2 separate regions of the Mus musculus genome follow, and region 1 is linked to region 2. A link is a contact called in ENCODE POLR2A ChIA-PET data. All regions are on one chromosome and are shown on one strand. Each heading gives the region's core, a stretch centred on a gene start or an enhancer-like site at or near the end of the contact. The rest is flanking DNA. Distances are from core to core; before and after follow the strand shown. Region 1 overlaps Denn2b (DENN domain containing 2B). Region 2 holds the start of Rpl27a (ribosomal protein L27A).

Region 1 (3,995 bases), core at 1,019-3,518, 69 kb before region 2:
GCGTGGAACCCCCAACCATAGTGACAGAGACAGTAGAAACATGAGTCTAGCTACAGAGATTGTGAGAGGCTTGCTTTGTGTCTGGTACTAGAAACACCTGAGAGAACATTTTTGTACTTTGGGGAACTTGCTGTGCCCATCAGCTTGACCTCATCCTGGCCCAAGATACCAGGAGAAAGGTGCAGGCAGGGATATGGGAGGTAGTGGTGCTACCAAGGGTGAAGAAGTTTTGTGGGGCTCTGAGAGCACGCTTTCCCCTCTGGCAGACGGGCAGCTCTGTTTACCTCTGGTTGTCTTTTGATTGTTTCCTGTGGGCCCAAGGGAAGTGATCACTAGTGACAGAGATACAGGGGCCTAGTGCAGGAGGGAAGGCAAGGGAAGTGATCACTAGTGACAGGTATAGGGTCCTCGTGCAGGGGGAGAAGCAGTCAGCTAAGTTCCAGTTGGAACTTGCTGAAGCAACCTCTCAGCCTTCTTGGGGGAAAGCTTTGGGATCAAAGAGTCATGCAGGCTTGAGGCTTGAAGACTGGAAGAGCCGAGGTGTGAAATGAGGAGACCCCCTTGCTGTCTGTCCTCCAGAAGTCAGAGAGAAGGCTGACCGACTGAAAACTACTGCTGCACACCAAAAAAGTACTGTCCTAGTGGGAAGGGCTTCCCGTGCAGCAGTGTCACCCAACCCATACACAAACCCTTTGTACCTGTACTGCCTCCTCCTTATAGATGAGGAGAGTGTCACTTAGGGTAGCCTTGCATCAAAGCTTTGTAGCACTTGGAGGAGTTTTATATCCAGATTTCATTAACTACTTGGAATTACTCAAGACTACTCTTTCCCCGTTATTCCTTGTAGAGGAATCCACAACAAGCTATTATTTTAAGTAAGCTTTTAATTTTAGAGTAGTTTCAGATTTATAGAAAAGTTGCAGAGAGGGCACTAAAAGTTCCCATAGATCCTGGAAACCATTAATATTTTCCTCTCTCTTTTTCTGGCCTATTTCTGAGGGAGTGGGGAAGCAGATTTGGAGTGAGGACATTTTTTTCCAGCCTGGTGGTTTTTGAGCTACAGTTCTTGAGAGTCCACTAGGTTATAGTATTTTTTTTTCCCCCTAGGATCCAGTCTGTCTCAGCTGAACTGGGCTGGACACAGCTTTGCCTTCTAGATTCAGAATCGTATTTTCTGCGTCTCCTCAGTGGGGCCAGCTGGTAGCTGAGCTCCCGGAAGCTGGGGAAGGCAGTCATGGTTGGGAGGGTCTTCCGCTGTCTGGCCTTTGCTCTGTGTTATCTGGAAGGGTTCTTTCAAGTCAGTCCTCATGTTTTTAGCTGATGTTAGCTGACTTGGAGTCAGCGCCTTGGAGGGAACATCTGGGTGATATGATGAAACCTATTTGCTTGATGCCTCGAGTCTGACCTTGTATGGTGCCAGGGTAGTCCAAGGTGGTCGCTACTCAGTGGAAAGCAGACAGTGGGCAGTAGTGATGTGTATGGCAGCTTCTGTGCTTTGCTTGGGGCCCAGGCATATTCTCCATTTAAGGGAAAGGGGTCTGCAGACGTCTTAGCTGTGGGTGTGAGTGGGCTGGCCTGAGTGTGGGTGTGAGTGGGCTGGCCTGAGTGTGGGTGTGAGTGGGCTGGCCTGAGTGTGGGTGTGAGGGGCTGGCCTGAGTGTGGGTGTGAGGGGCTGGCCTGAGTGTGGGTGTGAGGGGCTGGCCTGAGTGTGGGTGTGAGTGGGCTGGCCTGAGTGTGGGTGTGAGTGGGCTGGCCTGAGTGTGGGTGTGAGGGGCTGGCCTGAGTGTGGGTGTGAGTGGGCTGGCCTGAGTGTGGGTGTGAGGGGGCTAGATGTGCTTTTTCAGTGAGATCATTCCACAGTTGCATTCCTATGAAATTATATTTTACTCGAGACGTGAAACTAGATGTGTGTAAAGGCACTGGCACTAAACACACAGAGCTCGGAGAAGGCCAGATGAGAGAGGGACAAGCAAGTCTTGGTGGGGTGGGGTGGGGTGAGGATTGGATTCAGGATCGTACACTATGAGCTTACCCAGGAAATGAAGTAGCCACTCAGCCCGGGGAAGGGAGGCTTGAGGTGCGTTGTCCCAGCTGTCTGCTACCCGAGGCAACTTGAGCTCAGAAAGGGCAAGTAAGGAGATGCTTACAGCTTCTGTGCCAGTGGCTGACAGGAAGCTCTGGAAACAGAAATGTCTGTTATCACCTACCAGCCCACCTTCCTGCGGCTCATCTCCCACCTCTGCCCTCCCAACCCCCACTTTCTCTGTTTCCTACCACTATGGTCTGTTTCTGCTCACACCCTTGTGGCACCAGACATACCGTGCTCCCTCATCCCACAGCACCCAACCCACAGCAGCCAGGTCTGTAGCTCTGGACTCCAACTTAGAAGTCTGTAATCCAGTTTCATTTTGACACTGACTGCTTGGAGTTAGTATAAACCCTACATACAGTTTAAGGGCTTAGTCTCTTATGACTGCCTCAACTCACTAGTCTCAGTCACCCATATTTCTGGACATTTTGAGGGCTTCCTCTCACACCCCTCTCCCACGGGTTTGATAATTTGCTGGAATGGCTCACAGGCAGAATTTAGAAAAAGTGAAGGGCTCTGGTAGACCAGAGCATGACAAACATGACTCTGGCAAGTCTTACTCTCTCCTATCCCCTCCTTCTTGCTTAACTGATGATTACACCCCTACAGCTAGCCACCAAAGACTATTCCCTTATTCACTTCCTTCTCCTGATGCTGACTACCAAGGTCTAGCTATCAAAGTATTGAAGTCCAGGAATCAAAGCCCCTCTTTTGACTGCCCTAATTAACATGCCCTATCAAAGCAAACCCATTCATCCTAACAGGGAAAACTTAGAATTGGTTTTCTTCCTGATTCCTGACAGAGAATTCCTGGTAATTTTTTCAAAGATACATCCAAGTGACAGCAGGGTGGTGGTGGTGGTGGTGGTAGTGATAGGCCCTTTCAGCATCACCTTAGTTTATTATGCTAATGAGGTGATCAGTGGACCAATGAACAGAAAGACTATGGAGGTTGAAGTTTCAGCCTCATCTTCCTTTCCCTAAACTACCATTTGCCTATGGGCCACATCTATCTCCTCTCTGTCCAGAAGTAGTCCTTTGTCCCTCTGGGGCAGATAGCCTACCCCCCCCCCCGTTGCTTTTCCCTTCTTCCTCCCTCGTCCTCTGCCTCCCATCTTTGTCTCTTACTCCTCCTTGCCCTCTGTCCCTCTGGGACAAAGAAATCTCTTTTGTGATGAGAACTTGGTCTTGATGTATCCTGTGCCTACTCTGGTCCTTTCCAAGTGTACTTACTTCTTACCAGTTTATTATTAAGCGCACAGCTCAGGAATGTTCAATCAAAAGACCTGCACAGGGCAGGATTACTGGGGGTGAGGGACTTGTTAAGTCAATTTCCCCTTGAGTTGCCCTCCAGTACTGTAATCTGTTTACCAAACCAAAGCTTTTTGAATTCTCATGGTCAGGGGTTCTGTGGAGGGTCTTCTATTATATAGGCATGATATATTATGTCAGGCATATATTATGATATATGACTGATATATGATGTCATAGGGGCTCTATGGAGTTTGTTATATCCGTACTGATGGATTATGTGGTAACATAATAACTGATAAGTACTGGTGAGTTCCACCCTCAGCTCTCTCCTCTCCCCTCAGGCTGGAGGATCTTTTCAGTTCTTTTCTGCTGCCACTGTGCTCTTGTTGACCTTTGTGCATCCAGCTATTCCTTAACTTGTGGTTTAGAGGACAAAAACTGTTTGCAGGGCTAAGGAGATGGCCCAGCAGGGGCATAGCTTGCTGTGCAAGCCTGATGACCTGAGTTCAATTCCCAGAACCCACAGAAAGAACGAGAGCCAACTCCACAAGGTTGTCCTGGTCACTACATGTTCTTTATAGCACACACATGCCCACACGCGTACTTCATAAACACACACAATAATAATGGTAATTTAATTTTTAAAAAGGCT
Region 2 (4,336 bases), core at 152-2,651:
CCGCATTGACCCGTGTCTGCTCGCTGACCAATGTCCACAGTTTATCCAGGTTGACTGTTGGGCAGAAGCTCTGGTTCCTCTTCAAGTGGTAATGCCGCATACCAACTTTCCCAAAGTAACCTGGGTGACTGGGGAGGGAAGGCAACCATCTTCAGAGCCTCACTGAGAAAACTTATCTTTGTAGTTGTCTCCTAGTGAGTGTAAGTGTTCACTACTGTAAACATTGACACAGCAGGCACCAGATACAATTTTTGAACTAAAAGTCAGGTCACTCAGTAGCACCCCCACTCCTTAAAGGATTCCCTAAATAGGGTGCAACGTAACTTTGAATGGGTTAACTTGACATATGTCACTAACCTGGTGACTGACTGTGCCAGAAAGTCCACACAGCCAGTGAATAAGGTCAGCAGTTATTCTTCGAGGACTTAAGCACACTAAGGCAACAAGCAATACCTGAGCGTGACTCTAGCCTCGGACAGGTCCCCTCAGTTCAAGTGCAGCGTTTACTTGCTAAAGCTAGCCATACCAAATGGTAAGAAGCCCGTTTCCAGGGAGACACCGTCCTAACTCACCCCTTCAGCCCCCACTTCCAAAACACTCACTATTTGTCAAAGTTGATCCTGTGGTGGTGCATGCCTCCAGCATTCCCGCGGCCGCCTGGGTGCTTGCGGTGCTTACCTGTCGGCACACAAAGCAACTTGTGTGACTTATAGCTGCTCACATGCCCTTATTCCTGCTCTCAGTTTACCATCCGTTTCTAAGCCCGATTTATCAAGACTCGGGGATAGAAGGAACATTTACGGCATTTCACATCCCAGCGGCATGTGTTTAACTCTCACCCCGCTACCAACATAAAGTAGGGGAACTGCAAGTGTTTCCTTCCACCCACGGATGTCTACTTTCCAACAAAACTCCAAAGGCCAAACGCCGAGGAGGCGCACACTTACCGATGCGGCCGTGGCCGTGGCTCACGTGGCCCCGGAGTTTCCGGGTCTTCCTCAGTCTGGATGGCTGCGTGGGAAAAACAGCAAAGTGGTTAGGCCTGCTTAGAGGATGGGGAGACCGGGGAGAGGGCAGCAATGCCTGCCTGCCCGGATCAGGCCTGCACACGAGGACTTGCCTTCTGGAGCACCGGCTAAGCCGAGGCCGGGACTCAGAGCGTGCTCAGCCGCCCGGGCCCGCACGTCCACGCGATCCCAGCTCTGGTCGGAACACGCGGCCCCACGTTCCTCGCCCCACACCCGAGTGGGTCATCCCGCCCCGCAGGCTACGCCCAGCCATGGAGACCCACTAGGACCATAGCAAGCAGCTGAAAGGCTGGGAAGCAGAGCCCCGACCCTCCGCGATGGAGCGGAGGCCAAGAGAAGACCTACCATGGCGGTGGCAGAAAGGGAAAAGGGAGGAGCTCACGAAGTCTCGCGAGGTAGCAGGCGCGGGGGCGGGACCAATGCTTCATTTCCGGCCAGGAGGCCGGCTTCGGGAAGGGCTCCTGACGTCACGGCTCCCGGCGCCCGCCTCTTCCTTTCCGTGTGGATGGGCGGGGTGAACCGGTGGCGCCCGCCCCCGGAAGCCCCGGTAGCTCCTCCCTAGTCGAGCGCCGCTGCGGCCGGTCATCGTCGGAGTGCACTGTTCTTTTCTGGTGCGGTTGGTTTTTGTCTCCGGGCAGCAATGGCGGTGGCTCAGAGCATCGGCAAGACTTCCGCAGGGCCTCTGACGTCCCTTAAAGGGACACTGCCCTTCTCTTTTGCTCTGGTCCTCTCTTCATGTCCTGCCAAATTTGAACAGCCTTCTGTGCTTCAGGGATCTAGATTCTGTAACTATTTTGTATAAACATCACATTTGAATTTTCTCCAGACTCTGGCTGGTATGCTTTTACTCCCCTGGACCCGAGGTTCCCAGCCCAGCGTGCTCCTCATACAAGTATTTTCCGTGTCGACCTTCTTGGACCTGTTTTGTTACTTGTTTACTCGAACTATCACACTTGTAACTTCTAATTGCCAAGTTACATTTTTCTTCCCGATAGAGCCCAGATTCTCTAAGGGTTCAGGACTGGGCAATTTTGCTTGTTTTCCTTTTAAATCCATGAGTTCCTGGCGTGTAGCCTGCTTGCTAACAAAAGTGGTACACTTGTGCACAAGATTCTAACCCCTTAATCTGTTTTATTGTTTCTTACTTGATCCGTTAAACTAAAGAATATTCTAGTCAAAACTCTCAGAAAGCAGAGTGGGCAAATCCTGTCTGTCTGCTAGCTTCTTGCTCGGTGTTTAGTCCATTACAATCTGGGCAGTTTGACTTTAGCCACACCATTTCCTCAAGATCTTGTATTTGTTTTGAGACAGGGTCTTACTCTGAAGCCAAGGCTGGCCTTGTACCTCCTGACTGCTGGAGTTACACTCCTAATCGATTGGCTAGGCATGATGGTCTCGAACTTTCTCGTGTGGGCTGTAATAGCATATCTATGGCTGTCCTTGTTCAGCTCCTATTCAGGCAGTCCTGTTGGTGATACTATGGGTGTGGCTTCTTACACTCCTAGGACACACAATTTCACAGTAAAGCCTCTGATCTCTGGCTCTTACAGTCTTTCCCTCGCCTTAGGTGGAGGGGTTGTTTTACAGATTTATCCAGTGGGACTGGACTTCACACCTCTGCATTTTGATTGGTTATAGCTTTCTATATCAGTTTCTTTCTGCCTGTTGCAAAGAGAGCTTTCTTTGAGGGCTGAGGACTACCATTTTCTGTTATAAGGACAAATATTAGAACTACCCATGCCTTCACTGCTAGTATCCCAGTACCACTCTTGATTTCCCTAACCTTAACCTTTTGATCCTCCAGTCTTAGCTTCCCATGTTCTGAGATTTTAAGCATGTACCCTCATGACCAACTCTTTCTGAACTCTAAAGAATAGAGGAACTACCTTAGTATTCTACTACTTCCAATAGCACTCCAGGCCACAATGGTAAGACCCCCAACATCCTCAGAGCGCCTTGAACTTTACAAAATCTAGCTTCATTTTTTCATGAGACAAAAGACACAGAACTGGGTGACTTGTCCTAGGTTATAAAGTTGGTAGGGTACAGAGCCTGGACCTAGCCTTCCCCTTCCCTCTCCAGATTCCCCGTTTTTAGTCTCAGTGACCACTCCCTTTTGACCTCACAATACTCTGATCTTCATCTCTCCTTCATCTCACAGGCATTAATCATATACTGCCTAAGTCTAGCAGAAAGAGAGGTTTGAGAGTTGGGATCAAAATTTAAGAAGAGATCTGCTGCTGTCCCATATGTTCAAGGAATGAGCCAAATTACTTAGAAATTACCATTAGGGACGTGATCTATCAATGGAGGAAAGCTAGCTAGGAAGAGCCTTGGGAATAGAGGGTAACATTAAGTGAATTTTAATGGGACCTGGAGCAAGTATCAAGTCAGGGCAAAGAGCAGAACTAGAATCCTGTTTCTGAATAGTTTGCCAAGTGCTTTGGTTATAGATGAGCTACATCCTCTCCTCGGGACACCTGGCTGAACCTTACCCAGTAGTCTTAGTGACAGTTTGATCTCTAGAGTAGAGGGAGTGTTTGGGGAATTTGTCCAGCTGTGGTTTTCTAGACAGCTCCATTTCTTCCTCATTAGGCAACCAGCCCATTGATTCATGGTTCCTGTGCTCGTTCAGCAAAGTTAGCTTCTTCAGGTCTATCAGCCCTGACAAAACAGAGAAGGCTCAGTTCTTTATCTGAAAAGTTGAATAATAGTAGCCATATGTTAAGACATTAGGTCACCTCTCCCTCCCCACTGACCACGACCTTGAACGTGATACATGAGAACTGTTCTTTGTGACAATTCCATGAAGTATATCACAGCCTTGTGACATCGCAGGCATTTGAGCTACTTACTTTGGAGGTTCAGAGCTCAGACAACACTTGTGGAATGAGGCAAAGAGAGATGGTGCCAGGCAGTGGCTGCCTGGGGAGGCAGGTAAATCTCAGATCTCTCCTCTGGTCCTGGCAACACACTATCTTCTGAAAGAGTGCCCTGCTGGCCTCTTTCCTTTTTTTCTCAGGGTTCCTGATTTTCCTTAGGACTTCAGACAGCAGCTGTTCTTGGAAGTATGACCACTTCCAGACCTGTCTTCTTCTCCTTCTCCTTCTCCTTCTTCTTTTTTATTTTTTCATGACAGGGTTTCTCTGTGTAGCCCTGGCTGTCCTGGAAATCACTCTGTAGACCAGGCTGGCCTCAAACTCAGAAATCCGCCTGCCTCTGTCTCCCAAGTGCTGGGATTAAAGGCGTGTGCCACCACTGCCCGGCCTTCTTCCTTTTTTTTTTTTAAGGGATATATTTTCATTTAT

The links. ChIA-PET counts read pairs that join two places held with the same protein, here RNA polymerase II (POLR2A).
Region 1: POLR2A ChIA-PET joins it to region 2 with 15 read pairs in embryonic stem cell. The contact joins the enhancer-like site here to the promoter of Rpl27a in region 2. POLR2A ChIA-PET finds 5 or more read pairs at or near these places in 4 of 5 experiments (Patski and embryonic stem cell).

What each region holds. Positions count from the first base shown.
Region 1 is chr7:109,586,429-109,590,423 of GRCm38, reverse strand. All of the region lies in intron 1 of Denn2b (DENN domain containing 2B), which reads left to right. Among named protein-coding and RNA genes, the nearest start is that of Denn2b, 29 kb to the left of the region's middle. Within about 2 kb of position 2,268, at least 1 of the 3 ENCODE cell types and tissues checked has a DNase peak (open chromatin) inside an H3K27ac peak, as active enhancers do.
Region 2 is chr7:109,516,260-109,520,595 of GRCm38, reverse strand. It overlaps Rpl27a (ribosomal protein L27A), which reads right to left and starts at 1,401. Exons shown (of 5, transcript NM_011975.3): 1 at 1,374-1,401; 2 at 948-1,011; 3 at 603-678; 4 at 1-128. The coding sequence starts at 1,376. Snora3 (small nucleolar RNA, H/ACA box 3) reads right to left here and starts at 464; the gene lies at 345-464. It also overlaps a transcript of Trim66 not described here.